2 separate regions of the Mus musculus genome follow, and region 1 is linked to region 2. The links are chromatin loops, found by intact Hi-C in ENCODE. Cell type or tissue: gastrocnemius. All regions are shown on one strand. Each heading gives the region's core, and the rest is flanking DNA. Links, peaks and the distances in the headings are about the cores only. Region 1 has its middle 16 kb from the start of H2-M10.3. Region 2 has its middle 8.2 kb from the start of H2-M10.5.

Region 1 (11,908 bases), core at 3,207-8,206, 380 kb before region 2:
CCTTGGCTACTTTCTCTAGCTCCTCCATTGGGAGCCCTGTGATCCATCCATTAGATGACGGTGAGCATCCACTTCTGTGTTTGCTAGGCCCCGGCATAGTCTCACAAGAGACAGCTACATCTGGGTCCTTTCAATAAAATCTTGCTAGTGTATGCAATGGTGTCAGCGTTTGGATGCTGATTATGGGGTGGATCCCTGGATATGGCAGTCTCCACATGGTCCATCCTTTCATCTCAGCTTCAAACTTTGTCTCTGTAACTCCTTCCATGGGTGTTATGTTCCCAATTCTAAGGAGGGGCATAGTGTCCACACTTCAGTATTCATTCTTCTTGAGTTTCATGTGTTTAGCAAATTGTATCTTATATCTTGGGTATCCTAGGTTTGGGGCTAATATCCACTTATCAGTGAGTACATATTGTGTGAGTTCCTTTGTGAATGTGTTACCTCACTCAGGATGATGCCCTCCAGGTCCATCCATTTGCCTAGGAATTTCATAAATTCATTCTTTTTAATAGCTGAGTAGTACTCCATTGTGTAGATGTACCACATTTTCTGTATCCATTCCTCTGTTGAGGGGCATCTGGGTTCTTTCCAGCTTCTGGCTATTAGAAATAAGGCTGCTATGAACATAGTGGAGCATGTGTCCTTCTTACCAGTTGGGGCATCTTCTGGATATATGCCCAGGAGAGGTATTGCTGGATCCTCCGGTAGTACTATGTCCAATTTTCTGAGGAACCGCCAGACTGATTTCCAGAGTGGTTGTACAAGCCTGCAATCCCACCAACAATGGAGGAGTGTTCCTCTTTCTCCACATCCATGCCAGCATCTGCTGTCACCTGAATTTTTGATCTTAGCCATTCTGACTGGTGTGAGGTGGAATCTCAGGGTTGTTTTGATTTGCATTTCCCTGATGATTAAGGATGTTGAACAATTTTTCAGGTGCTTCTCTGACATTCGGTATTCCTCAGGTGAGAATTCTTTGTTCAGTTCTGAGCCCCATTTTTTAATGGGGCTATTTGATTTTCTGAAGTCCACCTTCTTGAGTTCTTTATATATGTTAGATATTAGTCCTCTATCTGATCTAGAATAGGTAAAGATCCTTTCCCAATCTGTTGGTGGTCTTTTTGTCTTACTGACGGTGTCTTTTGCCTTGCAGAAACTTTGGAGTTTCATTAGGTCCCATTTGTCAATTCTCGATCTTACAATACAAGCCATTGCTGTTCTGTTCAGGAATTTTTCCCCTGTGCCCATATCTTCAAGGCTTTTCCCCACTTTCTCTTCTATAAGTTTCAGTGTCTCTGGTTTTATGTGAAGTTCCTTGATCCACTTAGATTTGACCTTAGTACAAGGAGATAAGTATGGATCGATTCGCATTCTTCTACACGATAACAACCAGTTGTGCCAGCACCAATTGTTGAAAATGCTGTCTTTCTTCCACTGGATGGTTTTAGCTCCCTTGTCGAAGATCAAGTGACCATAGGTGTGTGGGTTCATTTCTGGGTCTTCAATTCTATTCCATTGGTCTACTTGTCTGTCTCTATACCAGTACCATGCAGTTTTTATCACAATTGCTCTGTAGTAAAGCTTTACCGCTAACCGAATCCAAGAACATATTAAAGCAATCATCCATCCTGACCAAGTAGGTTTTATTCCAGGGATGCAGGGATAGTTTAATATACGAAAATCCATCAATGTAATCCATTATATAAACAAACTCAAAGACAAAAACCACATGATCATCTCGTTAGATGCAGAAAAAGCATTTGACAAGATCCAACACCCACTCATGATAAAAGTTTTGGAAAGATCAGGAATTCAAGGCCCATACCTAAACATGATAAAAGCAATCTACAGCAAACCAGTAGCCAACATCAAAGTAAATGGAGAGAAGCTGGAAGCAATCCCACTAAAATCAGGGACTAGACAAGGCTGCCCACTTTCTCCCTACCTTTTCAACATGGTACTTGAAGTATTAGCCAGAGCAATTCGACAACAAAAGGAGATCAAGGGGATACAAATTGGAAAAGAGGAAGTCAAAATATCACTTTTTGCAGATGATATGATAGTATATATAAGTGACCCTAAAAATTCTACCAGAGAACTCCTAAACCTGATAAACAGCTTCGGTGAAGTAGCTGGATATAAAATAAACTCAAGTCAATGGCCTTTCTCTATACAAAGAATAAACAGGCTGAGAAAGAAATTAGGGAAACAACACCCTTCTCAATAGTCACAAATAATATAAAATATCTTGGCGTGACTCTAACTAAGGAAGTGGAAGATCTGTATAATAAAAACTTCAAATCTCTGAAGAAAGAAATTAAAGAAGATCTCAGAAGATGGAAAGATCTCCCATGCCCATGGATTGGCAGGATCAACATTGTAAAAATGGCTATCTTGCCAAAAGCAATCTACAGATTCAATGCAATCCCCATCAAAATTCCAACTCAATTCTTCAACGAATTAGAAGGAGCAATTTGCAAATTCATCTGGAATAACAAAAAACCTAGGATAGCAAAAACTCTTCTCAAGGATAAAAGAACCTCTGGTGGAATAACCATGCCTGACCACCTTGATTTTCATAGCAAGTCCCAGGCCAGGGTAGTTTATATAACTATATCCCATCTTCCAAAAATTCTAATGATATTAATAAAAAATTAATTTGTTCATAAATTATTTTAAATTTCTTAAAATAAAATTTTATTATAATTTTTGAATATGAAGAAATATAATCTCCTGTGGCTTCTGAGATCACTCAGCAATGAAAGGCACTTGCTGTTCTTGCAAAGGACCAGAACTGCATTTCCAGCATAGATTTGCTAGCCACAACCTTCTCTAATTACACTTCCAGTATTTTTGGTGACTCTTTGTCATATACATGTATCTGAATATTCTATTACTGCCCCCTGACACACTAATAAACATCCACAGAGACAGGGACAGAGAAATAGACAGAGACTGAGAGAAAGGGACAAACAGATGCATACATACACATGGAGATAGATATAGAGATAGAGATAGAGATAGAGACAGAGACTGACAGACAGACACACACACACACACACACATACACACACTAACAAAGACATAAAAATATATATAGCCTACATGTTTCTTTTAGGGTGAATTTTCTTAAATTAAATAAAGAGCTGTTTTAGAAGAAGAAACAACCCACTAACTGATGGAAAAGATAAAGGTCCTTGCCAGAATGTAAGCATCAAAAAATAAAATGTGTATTCTATGCAACATAATTATGCATTGAAAAATAGTTAATTCTCTTTTAATATGTCATACTCATAAGCAAGTAGTTACAATATCTTCAATAAGCCCAATGTCTCAAAGCTCTCAGTTCAAGGCATGGTCAGTATGGTTTGATAAAATCCACATAAGCAGAATTACATTGAGGTCCCTTCACATTCTAAGTGTGTAGAGATCCTGTGCTGAAAGACTGAGAATTGCTGACTTAGTCTCCCCCAAGCTGGACTCAGAAGGATGTTGTCAACAGAACCAGCAAAAGGATTTACAGTAAGCATCAAGTCCCCAGACACTGCTTCCAGGATACCAGGCCACAGAGGTGGGTCTGAGGTGGAAAACAGGACTCTAGAGATGCAAAACCCAGGAGTTCATCTTTCCATTACCCACCCACCTGTCCCTGTCACTTCCATAGACAAGTCTAGGAAGGGCAAGCAGCCTCCCTGATGTCAGGTGTATGAAATGAAATGGGAAATGTCTGCAGTCAGCCTCTACTCATCATCCAAGTTGAGTCTCAACCAAAGAGTCTCTGTATTGGACTGGAGTGGTGGGTGGTGCATCCTTGACTGTATCAGAGTGGAGAAGTTGAGCTCAGGACAAGCAAGGAAACATGCAGTCATCTCTCTATGTTTTTTCCTTTTATTGAAAATAGATTTTTTTCTTCCATAGTATATTCTGATAAGGGTGTCCCCTTTCTCTACTCCTCCCAGTTTCTTCCCATCTCTCCAACCATCTGGATCTGCCCACCTTTTGTACCATTTTAGAAAGCAAACAGGCTTCTTAGGGATAATGATACGGTAAATAAAATATTATTGTTGTGGTCTCTGAGTCCACCACGGTCAGCCAATTGGTTGAAACTTAAGGAGTCTGACCCCAATAGTTTATTTCAGGCGTATTTAAACAAAACACAATTTGGTGAACAATTTTCCTGGTGACAATTGAGCCAATCATCTCTGCACAATAAGCTTAAGATGTGACTGTTGGGTTTGTGGGTTCAGGAATTGCCCACAAACCACATGGAGACCAATCTCAGTAAGACAGCGATGATTTATGGAATATACACCCTAATACTGATCAATAGAGCCACAGCTCAATATCTTGGGGCTGAGCTATGATGCTGAACATTTCTTAGGGCCAGCTTATGAAGGAAAAGCCACAGCGAGCTCATGTACAGGTGCAGGATGTGCTGCCTGGTGGTCGGCTCTGACGCAAGCTGTTTTCCCTAACCAGACAAAAGAGTTTTAACTGACCATTATTTTGATTGGTCCTAAATAGACGTTACAGTTGTGGTCATTTAGAATCTTATGTATTAGGTTTCCATACTACCCCAATACAGCCCTTAATTTTAGCTGTCTCTCCATGTATTTCCTCCTTCATCCCCCTCTCCCTTCCACTTCCCCACTAGATCCTCTTACCCCAGCATCCCATCTATCCATAACTATTTATTTTGCATCCAGTAACTATTTTCTCCCACCCGCATCTCCTTAGTCTATTGAAGTAGAAACTCTAAGGTTCTTTGCAAAGTCAGTTGTGTCTGATGGCATTTTGCTTGGGCAAACATGTGAAGGAACATTTCACTGAAGCAGATACAAGTGAAAGAATATTCTGCTAAATCAAGCACATGAAAGAATATGTGATGTATTCTTTGCTAATGACATGCATGCATTGATCTGCCTTACATGGCATAGTTGAGCTCCTTTTGTGAGGACTTCATAGAGAGATATGTACCAAAAAATCTTTTCCTGGTATGTTGATGGCTTCTTGCTGCTTCTGTGTACTCAGGCCAATTGGCAGATTGATGTCAGCTGAGAGAGTCTCACTCCTCTGTTAAGACCGGTGGTGAGGAAAGACCCATGGAGGATATGTGATGCTTGGAGGGAGTATAAATAGGACTCAATGGACTGTGACTAGAGTTTGGCTTGCATGTAGAGTGCTATGCACCGTGTTGGTCTTGAGTCTTTGCTGGTCTTCACTTTGTTGCACAGAACTTTTTCTGGCATCCTGGTTGGCCCTTGTCCAGCTGACTTGTGTCAAGTAGGCTGAGGCCTGCCTGTTCTGCTAGGTAGGGTCATTGCTGCTGATTGTGTTTGCTGTTCTGACTCTACCAAACTGGGCTGCTGGAATATCCATGAATTGTTTGTGGGTGTATTCAGCTGCCTCCGCTATGCTGGGAACGGAACTGTTGATTTTCTGACAATGCAGATGGATTTACTCCAAAGAACCATTTCAAAACAGGTTTACTTCCACCATATCCTTTCCTTCCCACTACTTCTGGTGGGTGATGGATTAGAAGGGAGGCTAAAACATTTCTGGACCATCTTTAAAAGCAGGCATTGAAAAAAATTAAAGTTATACTCTATCACCTGTCTTATAGATCTTAGACCTTCTGACAGGTGTACGATGACATGTCAAAGTAGTTTTGCTTTGCATTTCACTGATGCTAAGAATGTTGAACTGTAGCTGTCTTCAGACACACCAGAAGAAGGTGTCAGATCTCATTATAGATGGTTGTGAGCCACCATGTGTTTGCTGGGAATTGAACTCAGGACCTCTGGAAGAGCAGTCAGTGCTCTTAACCACTGAGCCATCTCTCCAGCAACATGATGCAAGGTCTTAATTGCACACCTAAAGTCACCATATGTTCATGCCACCATAAGTCTAGATGTCAGAATTTAAACAATCTTTGAAATGTGTGAATGCCTCTTTAATGTACTGATTACCAAGCAAAAGAGCCAAAGTACTTCATGAGCATTGCAGTGTAGCAATACCATCATATTTTTATATTTATAGAGTTGTGATTTCCCTCTGATTTTTCTGTTTGATAAAAAGTCCAGATACTGCTCCTGTTGTGTAAGAAATTATTTATACTGCATCTAAGCTTCAGAAATGATCCTGAGCCCTTAGTGATCTGTTCTTTGCCAGCTGACCCTGAAGCTTGGCCAGTAGATGACAGTAGAGCAGCATGAAGGGAAAGCATGAGCTCTCCGTGTCTTGTAGGCTCCTTGCCAGGTGCCTGCAAAATGAGCCTCCAGCATCTGCTCCCATAGCACAGGAAGCAGCTGCAGCACCCAGTGTCTGCAGTACACAGCGACTCCAACAAACAGCAGCTTCCTCAGATGCCCTCCAGGGGTTTCACTCAGGAGTGGTCTGCTGTGAACAGGTTTTGGTTGGACTCTATCATAGCTGAAGTCCTCCCTTTAGGTCCTTTTTATCCTTTTCTGAGCAAGGCACAAATCAATCAATCTATCAATCAATCAACCATAGCTCCTCTTGTTTCTTATAGACTATCTGTGAAGGTTAATCTTCATAGTCAAGGTGTGTGGATTTAGAGTCACCTAAAAGACCAACCTTTGCAGGGAGGTTTAATTAAGGAAGGTGGCACTATAATCCTAGACTGTAGCCCTAGACTAAATACAAGGGGGTGGGGGTGGGGGTTGGGGGGGGTGAGGGGTAAGCCAGGTGAGCACTGCATTCCTCATTCTCAGTCTCCTGATTGGCTGAGAGCAGAGCCAGCAGCCTCACAAACTGCTGCAACAGAGGTGCTATACTGAAGTGGAAACTTAGGGATTCTTTGGAAAGTCATTGTTGTTGGCAGATGCTGCTTTGGTGGGGTAAACACATGGATGAATGCTTTCCTGGGGCAGATATTATTAAAAATATGGTTTGCTAAAGGAGACATGTGAAGGAACATTTTGCTAAAGCAGACACAGGAGAAAGGGTGTTTTGCTAGAGTGAACATATGAAAGGACTCATGATGAAGGATTCTTCACTCATTCCAGGCGTATATTGATTCATCTTACATATGTTGTAGAGCTCCTTTCGTCCGTCAGGACTCTATAAAGGGAAATGCACCAAAAACTCCTGGTGGTGTGCTGGCAGCTTTTTGTTTTATCCTCGGACTTCAGCTGATTGGCAGAGTGATGTCAGCTGGTAAAGACTAGAGTGAAGATTTGCTAAGACAGACTCATGTGCTGAGGCAAGACACCTGATGGTTTTGGGTGGGGGAGTATAAATAGAATTCAATGGACTGGGAGAGGGGCTTGCCTGTAGAACTAGCTTTGCAACACTTCTTGATCTTCAATTTGTTGAGAAAGGCACAGTTGAGAGCTTCTAGTGTTTCTAGTTTTCCAAATCTCTCCTGCTGACTCATGTCAATTTAGCTGAGTCCTGGCTGTTTCTGCAATGTGTGCTACCACTGCTGATTGGTTTTTCGTATCTGGAATCTACCAAACTGACCTGTTTATAGATTGCTGAAGTATTTGTAAGTGTATTGAGCTTCTGTTGTTGACTCGTTAACTGAATTGCTTATCTAACAATGCAAATGGGATTTACTTCAAAGAACAATTTCTAAACATGTCCACTTTGTCTGAATCCTAATACCCTTTTTCCACACTACCTCTGGCAGATGGTGGGATAGAAAGGAGGTCAAAGCATTTAGGAAATATTATTAAAAGCCAGGTTGAGAAAAATTTATGCCTACACTAAATCATCTTTTCTCCCCTCCCATGACAGACAGTTCTTTCCAACTGTGAGCCAAAATAAGCCTGTTATGTATTTATTTTATGTGTATGAGTATACCATTGCTCTCTTCAGACACACAAGAAGAGGGCATCAGATCCCATTACTGATGGTTTTGAGCCACCATGTGGTTGCTGGGAATTGAACTCAGGATCTCTGGAAGAGCAGTCGGTGCTCTTAACCCCTGAGCCATCTCTCCAGCCCTAAGACTTTTATCTTAGGCTGTTCATGTCATATATGTTGTTGTGCAAACAAGAAACATTACCAATTTTTCTGAAAGCAACTATTTTTCTGATCTCCAATTTCCAGTGTCAGGATAAAGTAGCTCAAAATTCACTATTAATCTCCCAGGGCACATTTTTTCATTCAGTCATTATTCACAATAGGATCTAGAATGACACAGCATTCTTTGGGAAATTCTCTGGTTGTCAGGACAAACCTCAAAGAACAGCAAGTGCTCTTTTTCACTGAGTTATCGCCCCAGCTTCAATGCTTTTTTGTTGTTTGTTTGTTTGTTTGTTTGTTTAATGAGGTCAATGGAGCCTGATACCACATCTGGTTTATGCTATCTGGAGATGAAATCCAGGGCTTTCTGTGTATTGGGCAAAGCACTATACTAACTGAACTACATCCCAGCTATCTCCTTACCTGCTCTCTGTTTTAAACCTATATGATTTCTATACCACAACTCTTTCTCTCATTCTATATCTCATAATATGAATTAAATACCTGTCTATTTTTATATATTTGAAATACAGAAAAATGCAGTTGCAAATATATATATATATATATTCCATAAGTGGTAGTTGGAAAGCCTAGATATGGAGTTAAACTGCCAAACTCAAGTGCTGAGAAACTCTGGCCATCTGCAAGAGCAGCAAGCGCCCTTTATATTAGTTTCCTTTTGAAACAGCATCTCAGTATGCAGCCTGGCTGGCCTGAAAGTGGCTATGTAGACCAGGCTGGCCTAGAACTCAGACATCCATGCTACTGGTTCCAAAATATTTGGAATAAAAGGAACTTTCTCATGACATGGACTAATTGTAAATTTTTCTCATTGATAAGTCACTAAATGGACACAGACGGTACTTCCTCAAGGTTGTCCACACTGAGGACATCAAACATCATTGATCTTTTTCATTATTGGCTGCATTCACATCAGAGGAGAATCTTGCACACTGAATGGATGCTAGGTCAGTAAATGTTCTTTTAAAGTATGATGTTCATTGACCAAGTCCTTTATGTACAAATTGTGAAGAAGTCAGTCATTAATATAGCTACCCATTTCCCATAGAAAACTTTGGAAGCATTAAGAAGCCCTTAAGTTGACTGAGGATTCAAGTAATCAAAATCACTAATGCTATCTTGGGAGTTTAGATAATATATTTGTTGTAGTCAACTGGGTAAGGGATCAGTTGCTGTTGAATAGACTTTTTAAAAATTTTATGTTGTGGGAGGAACAATAAAATTTAACTACATTGTTTTGGAGATAAGGCTGGGCATGAAGAAGAGCTCTACCAACCCTGTGTGGCAGCAGATGCATGTTCAACATTTTGGAGAAATAGTTGTTCCTTAGGCAGGTCCTTTATTCAGCTATCTGGAATGAGATCTACTACCTGTAAATGAGAGGAGTCTGGACTGACTGTTGTAGAGTTCTGTGAAGTTTGCAAGCACCTCTGTTCATGTCACTTGCAGTGATGTGACTCTGAGTTCAGTCCTTGCTGGTCACAATTCAGTCCTGGTTGGAGGCTCTGGGCCCAGGGTTGGAAATGCTGCTCTGAGATGTCAGCTTCCAGTATTCTGCAGCCTATGATTTGCCTGGAGGGGAGGATTTCCTTTTGGGAGTCTTGGAACAAGCTTGAGCGATTCCCTAGTGATCACCTGTTTTGTTTTCTGATCTCTTATTAATGGCCTTCCCACTGCTGCTGGCATATGTGACTCAGTGCATTATCCAAAGCAGTGCTTCTCACCCTTCCTAATGCTGGAACACTTTAATACAGTTCCTCATGTTGTTTGACCCCCAACCCTCATATTACCTTTTTTGCTACTTCATAACTGTCATTTGTTTTTTAATCACAATGTAATTTTTTTTTCTTTTTGGATACAGAGGTTTGCCAAGGCAGTTGCAACCCACTTGTTTAGAACCACTGATATAAAAGGCTGTGGTTAGGCCATTGTTGAGAGCTAGTTTATAGTTAATTATGTAAATCTATGGAATTGTTTTTTTTTCTTTGATTCTGTTAAATTGACATATAATCATGTACATGAGGCTATTACAATGTTTCTTCATAGCAATAGAAAGCCTAAGATAGTGTAAAATATTATTTAATACTAGAAATACTCTCTAACAGAATTCTTCTAATGTGGGAGAACATGGTGGTGCGTGCCTGTCATGCTAGTCATTGGGAAGCAGAGGATTTCAAGCCTTCCTGACCTAGAGGGGATTCATTTCTTAAAGAGCAAAAACAAGGACTAGAATTCACATTGCAATTAAATACTTCCTGTCTACAAATCTCATCTGAAATCTTACTGCAATCTTTTCTCCACACACCTAAGTAGACACACTTCAGATGAACTAGCTGGCATTGCACACTGGCATGAGGATCAGGAGTCAGGACCATAGAGATCCATGGTAGAGGGGAAAAACAGGGTCACTCTGGTAGACTGTCCAGAGAATGAACTGGGGAAATTTAGACAACAGCAGTCAGAGGAGGTGAGCCATGGCTAGAAATCTCTAGTTTATTTTCAAAGAAATAAAGAAATGATACAGAGCAGACCAGGGAAGAGTCCCCCCTGTACTGTACTTTAGCCTAACCCTCATGGTAGGATCCTGCAGATGAACTTGGTGGGTAGGCAGCAGTCACTGACGTCTTTTTTCTTCTTCCCTGGTTTGAGAACAGGAGAGTGAACCTTTCTCAATGAAGCACTGAGGATAGGTCTAACTCTTTGTAGAAGCTTTAAACAAATCTGGATGGGGCCGGGACATCGGGGAACACATGGAAAAATCTGCCAGGAATAAATGAGGGTGGCTTGGATGAAAACTATCAGAAGCAGTGTGTGATGGCAAGAATCATGTACCTTATTAGCAAAGTTGAAAAGGAAATATTAGAAAGCAGAAGGGAAAAGTCCAGAACTCATAAAGGGGGTACTGTAGGTCTAGCGAGCACCCTCACTGAATAGAAATGACCAGAGCTATGGTAAAGACAGAAAGGCCCCCTGAAAAATTCCATTGTGCACTCAGTAACAGATATTTTAATTCAGGAGAGAGGGAGAAAGATAGACAAATGTTGCAAGCAGTCACAGCAGGAGCAATAGTGGAAAACACTCTCCAATCAGTACCCAACTAGAGCAGTTTTTTTTTTTTCAAAGACCTCTACTGAGCTCATGGTTTGTTAGCACCAGCCCCTCCAGTAACCACACTCTCAGGACAGTCAGAGCATTGGAATATGTGCTGACACCTGGCAGGATCGCATATAAAGGAAGGAAGTGGCTTTAAATCAGACAGTGCAGCATTCAGTGTGGTAGAAATCTTGTCAGACCCAGAGTCTGCACAGAGCATTGACACGGGTTCCACCCAGTTTAAGTGTGTGCTCACAAGATGACAGGAAGATCCTTATAGAGGTCAGGCCATGTTTCAAAATGAGATTGCAAAAGACATGTCCAGAGTGTCAGCAGCATCTGAGAACTGACTCTTGGGGTGTGCCTAGTGGTGGGACCTCTACCTTCTGTGGTGTCAAACTGTGAAGGATTGCCCAGGGGCACAGTAGACATCTGGGAATCCAGGGAGGACTCCCATGGGAATCAAGGCTGCAACCAGAAAGCAGGTGGGACTGAATTCTGTCTTTATATCCCACAGGACTGTCCATCTCCCCAGCTCATCTAACCCTCCTCAATTTATCATACATTTGGTTCTACAAGACCGCTGTCTTGTCACAGCAGGCAATGCATTCAGCCCAGTGTAAGCCAGTTCTACAAGGACATCAACTTCATTTTCTGTATCAGGTTTTACTCATGTTTAGTACATGAACCAACCACCTACCATGGTAAGAAATATCAAAATAGTAGACACATGTGTATCTTCAGTAAACAAGTGTGATGTTGTAGTTCAGTGCAAAGAAAATTTAGTCAATGATGAAGA
Region 2 (11,908 bases), core at 3,702-8,701:
GATAGCAGGTGAGGAGATAGCTGGGATGTAGTTCAGTTAGTATAGTGCTTTGTCCAATACACAGCAAGCCCTGAATTTCATGTCCAGATAGCATAAACCAGGTGTGGTATCAGGCTCCATCGACCTCATTTAACCAAAACAAAACCACTGAAGCTGGGGAGATCCTCAGTGAAAAAGAGCACTTGCTGCTCTTTGAGGTTTGAGGTTTGTCCTGACAACCAGAGAAATTCCCAAAGAATGCTGTCTCATCCTAGATCCTATTGTGAATAATTCCCGAAAGAAAAATGTACCCTGGGAGATTAATAGTGAATTTTGAGCTACTTTATCTTGACACTGGAAATTGGAGATCAGAAAAATAGTTGCTTTCAGAAAAATTGGTAATGTTTCTTGTTTGCACAACAACATATGTGACAAGAACAGCCTAAGATAAAAGTCTTAGGGCTGGAGAGATGGCTCAGGGGTTAAGAGCACCGACTGCTCTTCCAGAGATCCTGAGTTCCCAGCAACCACATGGTGGCTCACAACCATCTGTAATGGGATCTAATGCCCTCTTCTGGTGTGTCTGAAGAGAGCAATGGTGTACTCATACACATAAAAAAAATACATAACAGGCTTACTTTGGCTCACAGTTGGAAAGAACTGTCTGTCATGGGTGGGGAGATGAGCTGATTTAGTTTAGGCTTAAATTTTTCTCAACCTGGCTTTTAATAATATTTCCTAAATGCTTTAACCACCTTTCTTTTTTTTTTTCATTGTGTTTAGCATGCAACTTTATTAAAAACACGTAAACGGAATATGAAAATACATTATATTAATATAATGCACAGAAATATAGCTTATTTAGAACGAGTAGGTTCAGTACTGGGTTACATTATAGAAATACCAAAATGCCTTAATTTATATTATATAGCACAATAAAACCCAGCAAGCATTCAATCTTTCAAGATGACTAGCATCTTCAACACAGAGAGCATAAGTTATCAAATTTATAATTATAATAAGCATTCGATTTATATTGGAAAGACAAAAATGTTCAAGGCTTTGTGAGAATATACAGCTATTTAGAGTTTGAGTATTAATCGGATAACGTTATCTCTCACATCAGGGTCACTGTAGTCTGTTAAGTCTTGGAGTTTCTGGTCAAACTCTTTTGCCTCCCGGAATATGGAAATAAGTTCAGATTTAGTGAACATTTCCTTAGTAAATAGTTTTGCCCTTTTTTTTAATTGGAAATTTATATTCTCAAATATTTCAATGATTTGAAGAATATTAGCTTTTGACTCATTCTTGTGAAAGAGAGCAACCAGTGAGGACATTACTTCAGCACTGATCAGTTCTCTTATATTCACTTGATTTTTTGAAAAACACAAAAGGACTCTTAAAATCTGAAACTTGATTTTGACACTTCCTTTGTTTAACAGTGAGATGAACATAATAGATAACCACGTGGTGACAATCAAATTTCACATTCAAGCTCACTAACAGCTTTAGTTCCTCCACTTGCACAGAGAAGTTCAAAGGACAACAGAGTATGTCCCTACAAACTTTATTTACATGTGCTTCGGTCTCTTTCACTTCTTTGGGGGTGTCAGGGTCGGCATTTATATTTAAAGTTCTAGGGTATTTCTTAGCATTTGGATTATTAACAAAATTTTCAATCATAACAGTAATACCAACATCATGAACAATATCTTTAGTAAATGGGTAAGCAGAACTGATCCCCATTATCATTGTAGCTATCTCATGAATAAACGGATCCCTCGTTAACTTAAGTAGGGCAACAGGTTTATCAAACTCAACAGGCTCTAAACTAAAGGTATGGGATTTACAGTGGCAAGTATTTGGATTGGGTCCATACTTTTCTTTTTCCTGGATTTGGTTTTTCAAATCAGCTAAAGTCTGGAAGTAAGGTCCCCCATAAGGTGGGATCTTGGTCAAAGGTCGAATACCCAGGAGAGTTTCAATTAAGGTTGCAACCAGAGTCCAGTTCCCATCTGGAGGTAAAGATGGCTGCAGTTCCTCAATGGGGACCAGGATAATAAACCTGCCCCTTAACCATGCTGCAGCTTTTATTTTTTTTTTTTTTATTTTAAAGCATAGTCGAATGTATCTGGGGGTTCAGGTTCTTCCTCAACCTTTGGTGGGGACTGATAAACTTGAAGAGGAATTTCTTCTTTAGGCCAGAACTAGGACCCTACACTAGGCTCTTCTAGAGTCCAAAACCAGGAGCACACATAATCTTCATCCTCATCAGTGGTGTTGATGACAATACTAGCTTTGTCCCCAGCCCTGGATTTGACACAGACCTCTTTCTTTATCTCAGGCTTGTGCTTAATACTGCATCTATCAGTAGCCTTGACAGAGCCCTTGACAGATGCCTCAGTTCCAGTGTCAACCTTGACTTCAGACTTGGTTACAGTAATGACCACAGACGTAGGCAGAGCATCTGACTTGGTGTGAGGCACTAAAGCAGGCTCTGCCAGGAGTTCTGTCTTAGCCTGAGCCATGACTCTAGCATTAGTCTTATCTTTCTTTATTTTTTTTTTACTTTCCAGGTCACAGTCTTGGGCTCAGTAGAAATGGCTGGCTGTGTCCTGGCCACTGCTTCATCCCTAGCCTCAGCCTGGTTTCCCCCATTCTTCTTTTGGTTTTGCCTTAACTGCTTTAGTGGTCTGATGCCGCAGACCCTCTGGGTGCCTGTGTCTGCGTGGAATGGGTCTCTCGAGCAGGTGGGCAAAGCGTAGGATTAAATTGACAAACAGACACACACAGGAGAGGTTGTGTAGAATCTGAATGTAATGTCAGGTTGAGCCTCAGACTTTTTATATTTCAGAAAATTCCAGGGGCTATATGTCACACCAGACAAGGTACACTGAAATTAACCAGAATCAAGAGAATGGAATTTGCAGGAACTAGATAAATGTTTACAATAGAGATTAGCAGCCCTGCCTAGGATCAGCCTAGTGCCAGGCAAGAATTTCACACTTTAGTGTTATAAGCACCAGGGGGGTTTACTCTTGGCAGGCCTCAAGAATAATGTAGTGTCTCGGACCCCTAAATTCCTAGGCCTTGTTAAATTTTATCTTGTCTGGAGAATCCCCATTTATCAGGAGAGTATATTAACTTGCTCTTGGCATGGAATGTAGCCTGTACTAAAGATTTTTATCTCAGTGAGATTCCCAGGCTCTTTCTGCAGACCAATTGAGTTACTGGCTCTGTTTTATTGTAGTGCTTAATTAGTTACTGAATAGGTTAAACTCCTTGCTGTTATCTGGGCTCTTGGAACACTGGGGGAGGCTTTAGCTATGTCAGAATTCAATCTTAAAAGGCACCTATAGTAGGGTAATACTAAATAGAGAGCACGTGGATCCATACACTAGACTAACTCGGGAGTGGAAAATTAATTTTATGGGTTAGGGGGAACGCCAGACTCCAGGAGGGAGTTTCCTTGAAACTCTTTTCCTCATGAGATAGTTTCCAAGCTTTCGCCTGTCAAGCTGACTCCACCAGAGTGCGTGGCAGCCTGATTCTTGGCTTTTCTTTTAGCATTGGCAGGGCTATTGGTTCCAGGTTTTGAGGAAGCCCCTGACTCTTCTCTAGCTTTCCTTTTAGTTTTAGAGCCAAACATGGTTCGAGAGAAAGGCAAAGCTAAATATAAATATGCCCCTGTCTCAACCTTGCCCAAAAGTGAGCCCCAAGTAGGTGTTTTCATATAAAGTCCAGTAGTCATTCAGCCCCCTTTCCAACTACAGTTTCTGCCAATCATATAGACAGCATGCTGAGGAAGCTCACTCAAGATAAAGGATAGCTGTTCTTGGGAGCAGGCCTGTGGAGGGTGGTGGTCTTCAGCCACTCCAAGGCCATCAGATCTGTCACTGAAGTTGGACCTGCACTCTTGCCAAGAAATTGTCTCCTCCTTTCTCTGTTTCCACTGGCGACAAGCCATGCAGCAGATCTGGCAAACCTGTTCTGCTTGAATCCAAGGCTGTTTTCTTATGTGTGTTCTCTCCAGCTGCACCTTCCCACACAGAAAGGAGGCAGGCAAATGCCATAGGCAGTCCACCGCAGGGAGCAGAGACAATGGCTGCAACTGTACTTAGGGGCTTGCCAGGAGCTTGGGATGTAGGACAAGATGAAGGGCCATGACTTGCAAATTACTGTCACCTTTCGGTACCGACTCCTCTCTCCGGTCCCTCATGAAGCGACTACATAGCTACCTACATCTACCAGGATGCCTTTAACCACCTTTCTATCCTACCATTCACCAGAGGTAATGTGAAAAAAGGATATTAGGATTCAGGCAAAGTGGACATGTTTAGAAATTGTTCTTTGGAGTAAATCCCATTTGCACTGTCAGATTATCAATTCAGTTAACAAGTCAACAACAGAAGCTCAATACACTTACAAATACTTCAGCAATCTATAAACAGTTCAGTTTGGCAGAGACTAGATACAAAAAACCAATCAGCAGTGGTGGCACACCTTGCAGGAACAGCCAGGACTCAGCCAAATTGACATGAGTCAGCAGGAGAAATTTGGAAAACTAGGAACACTAGAAGCTCTCAACTGTGCCTTTCTCAACAAATTGAAGATCAAGAAGTGTTACAAAGCTAGTTCTACAGGCAAGTACCTCTCACGGTCCACTGAGTTCTATTTATACTCCCCGAAACCATCAGGTGTCTTGCCTCAGCACATGAGTCTGTCTTAGCATAACTCCATGTTAGTCTTTACCAGCTGACATCACTCTATCTATCAACTGGAGTCCGAGGATACAACAAAAAGCTGCCAGCACACCACCAGGAGTTTTGGTGCATTTCCCTTTATAGAGCCCTGACGGACGAAAGGAGCTCTACAACATATGTAAGATGAATCAATATATGCCTGGAATGAGTGAAGAATACTTCATCATGAGTTCTTTCATATGTTCACTCTAGCAAAACACCCTTTCTCCTGTGTCTGCTTTAACAAAATGTTCCTTCACATGTCTCCTTTAGCAAACCATATTTTTAACAATATCTGCTCCAGAAAAGCATTAATTCATGTGTTTACCCCACCAAAGCAGCATCTGCCAACACAACGATTTTCCAAAGAATCCCTAAGTTTCCACTTCAGTATAGCATCTCTGTGGCAGCAGTTTGTGAGGCTGCTGGCTCTGCTCTCAGCCAATCAGGAGTCTGAGAACCAGGAATGCAGTGCTCACCTGGCTCCCCCCATCCCCTCTTGTATTTAGTCCATGGCTACAATCTAAGATTATAGCGCCACCTTCCTTTAGTTAAATCTATCATCTAATGCCTTTGAAGTCATGCCCAAAGGTTTGTCTTTTAGATGACCCTAAATCCACTCACCTTGACTATGGAGATTAACCATCACAGATAGTCTATGAGAAACAAGAGCAGCTATGGTTGATTGATTGATTGATTGATTGATTGACTAATATATTGATAGATTGATTGATTTGTGCCTTGCTCAGAAGAGGATAAAAAGGACCTAAAGGGAGGACTTCAGCTATAATAGAGTCCAACCAAAACCTGTTCACAGCGGGCCATTCCCGAGTGAATCTGCTGTTTGTTGGAGTTGCTGTGTACTGCAGACACTGGGTGCTGCAGCTGCTTCCTGTGCTATGGGGGCAGATGCTGGAGGCTCATTTTGCAGGCACCTGGCAAGGAGCCTACAAGACACAGAAATGCCATGCTTTCCCTTCATGCTGCTCTACTGACATCTACTGGCCAAGCTTCAGTGTCAGCTGGCAAAGAACAGATCACTAAGGGCTCAGGATCATTTCTGAAGCTTAGATGCAGTATAAATAATTTCTCACACAACAGGAGCAGTACCTGGACTTTTTATCAAACAGAAAAATCAGAGGGAAATCACAACTCTATAAATATAAAAATATGATGGTATTGCTACACTGCAATGCTCATGAAGTACTTTGGCTCTTTTGCTTTGTAATCAGTACATTAAAGAGACATTCACACATTTCAAAGATTGTTTAAATTCTGACATCTAGACTTATGGTGGCATGAACATATGGTGAATTTAGGTGTGCAATTAAGACCTTGCATCATGTTGCTGGAGAGAAGGCTCAGTGCTTAAGAGCACTGACTGCTCTTCCAGAGGTCCTGAATTCAATTCCCAGCAACCACATGGTGGCTCACAACCATCTATAATGAGATCTGACAACTTCTTCTGGTGTGTCTGAAGACAGCTACAGTTCAACATTCTTAACATCAGTGAAATGCAAAGCAAAACTACTTTGACATTTCATCATATACCTGTCAGAATATCTAAGATCTATAAGACAGGTGATAGAGTATAACTTTAATTTTTTCAATGCCTGCCTTTAAAGATGGTCCATAAATGTTTTAGCCTCCCTTCTAATCCATCACCCACCAGAAGTAGTGGGAAGGAAAGGATATGGGGGAAGTAAACCTGTTTCAAAATGGTTCTTTGGAGTAAATCCCATCTGCATTGTCAGAAAATCAACAGTTCAGTTCCCAGCATAGCGGAGGCAACTGAATACACCCACAAACAATTCATGGATATTCCAGCAGTCCAGTTTGGTAGAGTCAGAACAGCAAACACAATCAGCAGCAATGACCCTACCTAGCAGAACAGGCAGGCCTCGGCCTACTTGGCACAAGTCAGCTGGACAAGGGCCAACCAGAATGCCAGGAAAAGTTCTCTGCAACAAAGTGAAGACCAGCAAAGACTCAAGACCAACACGGTGCATAGCACTCTACATGCAAGCCAAACTCTAGTCACAGTCCATTGAGTCCTATTTATACTCCCTCCAAGCATCACATATCCTCCATGGGGCTTCCCTCACCACCTGTCTTAACAGAGCAGTGAGACTCTCTCAGCTGACATCAATCTGCCAATTAATTGGCCTGAGTACACAGAAGTAGCAAGAAGCTATCAACATACCAGGAAAAGTTTTTTTGGTACATATCTCTCTATGAAGTCCTGACAAAAGGAGCTCAACTATACAATGTAAGGCAGACCAATGCATGCATGTCATTAGCAAAGAATCCATCACATATTCTTTCATGTGCTTGCTTTAGCAGAATATTCTTTCACCTGTATCTGCTTCAGTGAAATGTTCCTTCACATGTTTGCCCCAGCAAAACGCCATCAGACACAACTGACTTTGCAAAGAACCTTAGAGTTTCTACTTCAATAGACTAAGGAGATAGGGGTGGGAGCAAATAGTTACTGGATACAAAATAAATAGTTGTGGATAGATGGGATGCTGGGGTAAGAGGATCTAATGGGGAGGTGGAAGGGAGAGGGAGATGAAGGAGGAAATACATGGAGAGACTGCTAAAATTAAGGGCTATATTGGGGTAGTATGGAAACCTAATACATAAGATTCTAAATGATCACAACTGTAAGCTCCACTGAGGACCAATCAGAATAATGGCCAGTTAGACCTGTTCTGTCTATTAGGGAAAACAGCTTGAGTCAGAGCCGACCACCAGGCAGCACATCCTGCACCTGTACATGAGCTCGCTGTGGCTTTTCCTTCATAAGCCGGCCCTGAGAGATGTTCAGCATCATAGCTCAGCACCCAGATACTGAGCTGTGGCTCTATTGATCAGTATTAGGGTGTATATTCCATAAATCATCGCTGTCTTACTGAGATTGGTTTCCATGTGGTTTGTGGGCAACTCCTGAACCCACAAACCCAACAGTCACATCTTAAGCTTATTGTGTGGAGATGATTGGCTCAATTGTCACCAGGAAAATTTTTACCAAATTTTGGGTTTAAATATGCCTAAAATAAACTAATTGGTGTCAGACTCTTTAAGTTTGAACTCTTAAACTTGTTAAACCAAATTTCTTCCTTGCCTCCCACAGATCATCTCTCTGCTTACCATGGTTGTCTCAGAGATTACAACAGTGATATTTTATTTACCGTATCATTATCGGTAAGAAACCTGTTTGTTTTCTAAAGAGAGACAAAAGGTGAGTGGATCCACCTCACTCATAAGTGAGGAGAGATGGGGAGGAACTCGGAGTAACCTTCTCAGGATATACTTTGGGAGAAAAAAGTCTATTTTCAATAAAAGGAAAAACCATAGAGAGATGACTGCATGTTTCCTTGCTTGTCCTGAGCTCAACTTCTCCACTCTGATACAGTCAAGGATGCACCACCCGCCACTCCAATCCAACACAGAGAATCTTTGGTTGAGACTCAGCTTGGATGATGAGTAGAGGCTGACTGCGGACATTTCCCATTTCATTTCATACAGCTGACATCAGGGAGGCTGCTTGCCCTTCCTAGACTTGTCTATGGAAGTGACAGGGACAGGTGGGTGTGTAATGGAAAGATGAACTCCTGGGATTTGCATCTCTAGAGTACTGTTTTCCACCTCAGACCCACCTCTGTGGCCTGGTATCCTGGAAGCAGTGTCTGGGGACTTGATGCTTACTGTAAATCCTTTTGCTGGTTCTGTTGACAACATCCTTCTGAGTCCAGCTGGGGGAGACTAAGTCAGCAATTCTCAGTCTTTCAGCACAGGATCTCTACACACTTAGAATGTGAAGGGACCTCAATGTAATTCTGCTTATGTGGATTTTATCAAACCATACTGACCAGGCCTTGAACTGAGAGCTTTGAGACATTTGGCTTATTGAAGATATTGTAACTACTTGCTTATAAGTAAGATGTATTAAAAGAGAATTAACTATTTTTCAATGCATAATTATGTTGCATAGAATACACGTTTTATTTTTTGGTGCTTACATTCTGGCAAGGACCTTTATCTTTTTCATCAGTTAGTAGATTGTTTCTTCTTCTAAAACATCTTTTTATTTAATTTAAGAAAATTCACCTTAACAGAAACATGAAGGCTATATATATATATTTATGTGTTTGTTAGTGTGTGTGTCTGTGTGTCTGTCTGTCTGTCTTTGTCTCTGTCTCTATCTCTATGTGTGTGTGTGCATCTGTTTGTCCCTGTCTTTCAGTCTCTGTCTATTTCTCTGTCCCTGTCTCTGTGGATGTTTATTAGTGTGTCAGGGGACAGTAATAGAATATTCAGCTGCCTGTATATGACAAAGAGAAACCATAAATACTGGAAGTGTAATTAGAGAAGGCTGTGGCTAGCAAGTCTATGCTGGAAATCCAGTTCTGGTCCTTTGCAAGAACAGCAAGTGCCTTTCATTGCTGAGTCATCTCAGCAGCCACAGGAGATTATATTTCTTCATATTTAATAATTGTAATAAAATTTTATTTTAAGAAATTTAAAATAATTTATGAACTAATTAATTTTTATTAATATCATTAGAATATTTTGGAAGATGGGATATAGTTATATAAACTACCCTGGCCTGGGACTTGTTATGAAAATCAAGGTGGTTTGGAACACCAAGATCCCTTTGCATCTGCCTTCTCTATGCTGAGCTTAATGGCAAAAGGTCTGGGCTAGAGAAATATATCTCAGCAGGTAAGAGCACTGGCTGGTCTTCCAGGGAAACCGTGTGGGATTCCTAGTATCCACATGGCTACTCAAAATGCTCTATGACTGCAGTCTACTGGGACCCCAACCTCCTTTCTGGAGAGATTAGGGTACAGTGACCTGCATAATGACAAGATGCCCAAGCAGGATCCACTCCACTGGGCTCCTTGCAGAGTTTGCCTTTGATGCATTACTAAATTTGCACGTGTCACACTTCTTCAAGGTTGTTTTCCCGGTTGGACTTGCAACATCATTGGATCATTTGATGTCTTCTGCCTCTATATCCATGGGAGAGCACTGTACATGGCATATGTACTGTGTCCATAAATGTTATTCTTAAAGGAGGTCAAGGTTTGACCAAGACCTTAAATGTTTAAGTATTCACACGTTTAAATAAAAATGATCAAGACAGTCAGTTGTAAATTGTAAAAAAATCAGTTTTATAGGCTTTCCCTTGCTCTGAATAATGACATAAGGACCTTTATAATTATTAATAAAACTAGGTACAATAGCTGGGCAAATTCTAAGCTATTCTAATCCTGGAATGCTGGCCTAGGCCCCGTCTCAGCCATATGGCCTGTTACCTGCCATCTTAGCCAAGCTCCTCCCTGCTTCTTTATCTATATCCTCATTTCACACACACACACACACACACACACACACACACACACACACACACCTTCACACTGGCTCCGAAATTGCAGCCTTTTCCTCTCCTGCCCAGATATCATGTGTTCAGTTCTAATATTATTGTCCATGAAGAACATGATGGAAAACATTTTATAAAATACTGAGTCAGGTGATACTTCATAATAGTGACAATACCAAAGTCTGGGCGACAACCAGGTATCTGGGTACAGAAATCAGAATTTGAATACACAGTGCACAAAATTATCCACCAACCAGTCGATATCACCACAAATTTCCCATAAAAATTTTAAGTCTAAGAAGTTATTAAATTTATGGTGAAGAATTCAAGTGTCCAGAATTAAAAGTATTCCTTTGAGGGTTGAGTTTTTAATCCCTGTTTAGCTGAATAGAGAAGGATTGGTGGACTATGGATGGCTTCATACTGTACATTAGAGGCCTGAGAATATATTCATTAATTATATTCCAAAGGAGTGCAGGGAGAGGAGAACCAGAAGCTTCGAATGACAATGTCAGGGTTGTTCTCTATTTTAGAAAAATCCTCATTTTAAAGATTTTCTTTGTGTAGTTTCCTGTTACATTATTCAGACCTGGTGGACAGGAGTCCAGAGCTGGTGACATACCCAAATGTTTGTAGGTTACCATAATCCTCCATTACTTTCATTCCCAATGTAAACGAATCTAATGTTTTGCCATTGATTCTGTTAGGTGGGAATGGATGGAGGCTAAGGCTGTTCAAAAAACTCTTCAATACCTTTTAATTTTTATCAAAAAAATAATGTTTAAAATTCTATTTACAAAAGTCATATTTTGGAACAGCACATGGTCATTTCATGACTCTCATCCAAGACCATGAGAAACTACATGAGATCCATGTATGTCAATACAACAATAACCACAACACAGTCATAACCAGAGCAAAAGTGCACACTGAAAGTGAACACTTAATAACTGTCTATGTTACTTGATAAGTTCCTGCCATTTCTTATAGACATGGATGAGTTAAAATACTTTACAATTTCAAAGAAGGCTTCCTTATCCCTGAACAGACCTGTTATGCCAGAACATGAAAGGTAGGGGTAGACATATTAGGAGTTCAAGGATCAGCGACCAATGATAATGAGAGGACACACATGCACAGTCTGAAAGAACCTCCATAAATTAACCTGGGACAAATTAGGTAAGTGGTATCACAAGAGGTGAGTAATGGCCAGAAATTTCCAGTTTATGAATGAAGGAAATTTTTTTTAAATGAAGAACTAGAGAAGGGAGCACGGGGAAACTACTAATTTCTATATTTAACCCTAAATCTCATGTTAAAATTCTAAAAATGAACCTGGAGAATATGAGGGAAATCTCATTACTGGCTTGCTTCTCCTTCAAATATGACTACATTTAATAAATTCCTTTTCCTACATTTTACTATAGGTGTCTCTTTCATTGTTTTTTGTTGATCTTTTTTGTTTTTTTGTTTTTGTATTTGCAGATCTTTGGTCATTAAAATTGTCAGAGAGCAGGCTTTAGCACTAAACCTTCTGATGATAGTACCACACTTAAATTGTGTGTGCTCAAAGACCCAGGGTTTGGGGACCATCAAAGACACACCCCTGTTGCTGCAAGGAACTAGAGACATCCTGAGGAGAAAGATCACAGATACCTATTCAGTACTAAAGATGGGCCTCATACCATGTAGATACAGAAAACAAAAACAGAAGGCAGAGATGCCCACTTCCTAAGGATGGTGGACAATATAACACACAAGGATAGTTCAGTAAAATGTGCAATGAAAAAGTCTCTGC

What was found. Hi-C counts contacts between places; a loop is a spot of excess contacts. Peaks named below come from ENCODE experiments on the same cell type or tissue, not always from the same donor. Only the 100,000 strongest peaks of a DNase experiment are listed, where the experiment ranks them.
Region 1: it touches region 2 in a loop (5-fold over the local background); 9 of 42 quality-filtered maps call a loop at or near these places.

The regions. Positions count from the first base shown.
Region 1 is chr17:36,378,810-36,390,717 of GRCm38, forward strand. No RefSeq gene overlaps it. Among named protein-coding and RNA genes, the nearest start is that of H2-M10.3, 16 kb to the left of the region's middle. In gastrocnemius, for the core only: no CTCF peak of the experiment used is centred there; DNase peaks (open chromatin) are centred at 5,253 and 6,264.
Region 2 is chr17:36,758,796-36,770,703 of GRCm38, forward strand. It overlaps the pseudogene Gm8878. Among named protein-coding and RNA genes, the nearest start is that of H2-M10.5, 8.2 kb to the right of the region's middle. In gastrocnemius, for the core only: a CTCF peak has its summit at 5,709 (motif pointing left); DNase peaks (open chromatin) are centred at 3,955, 5,679 and 6,665.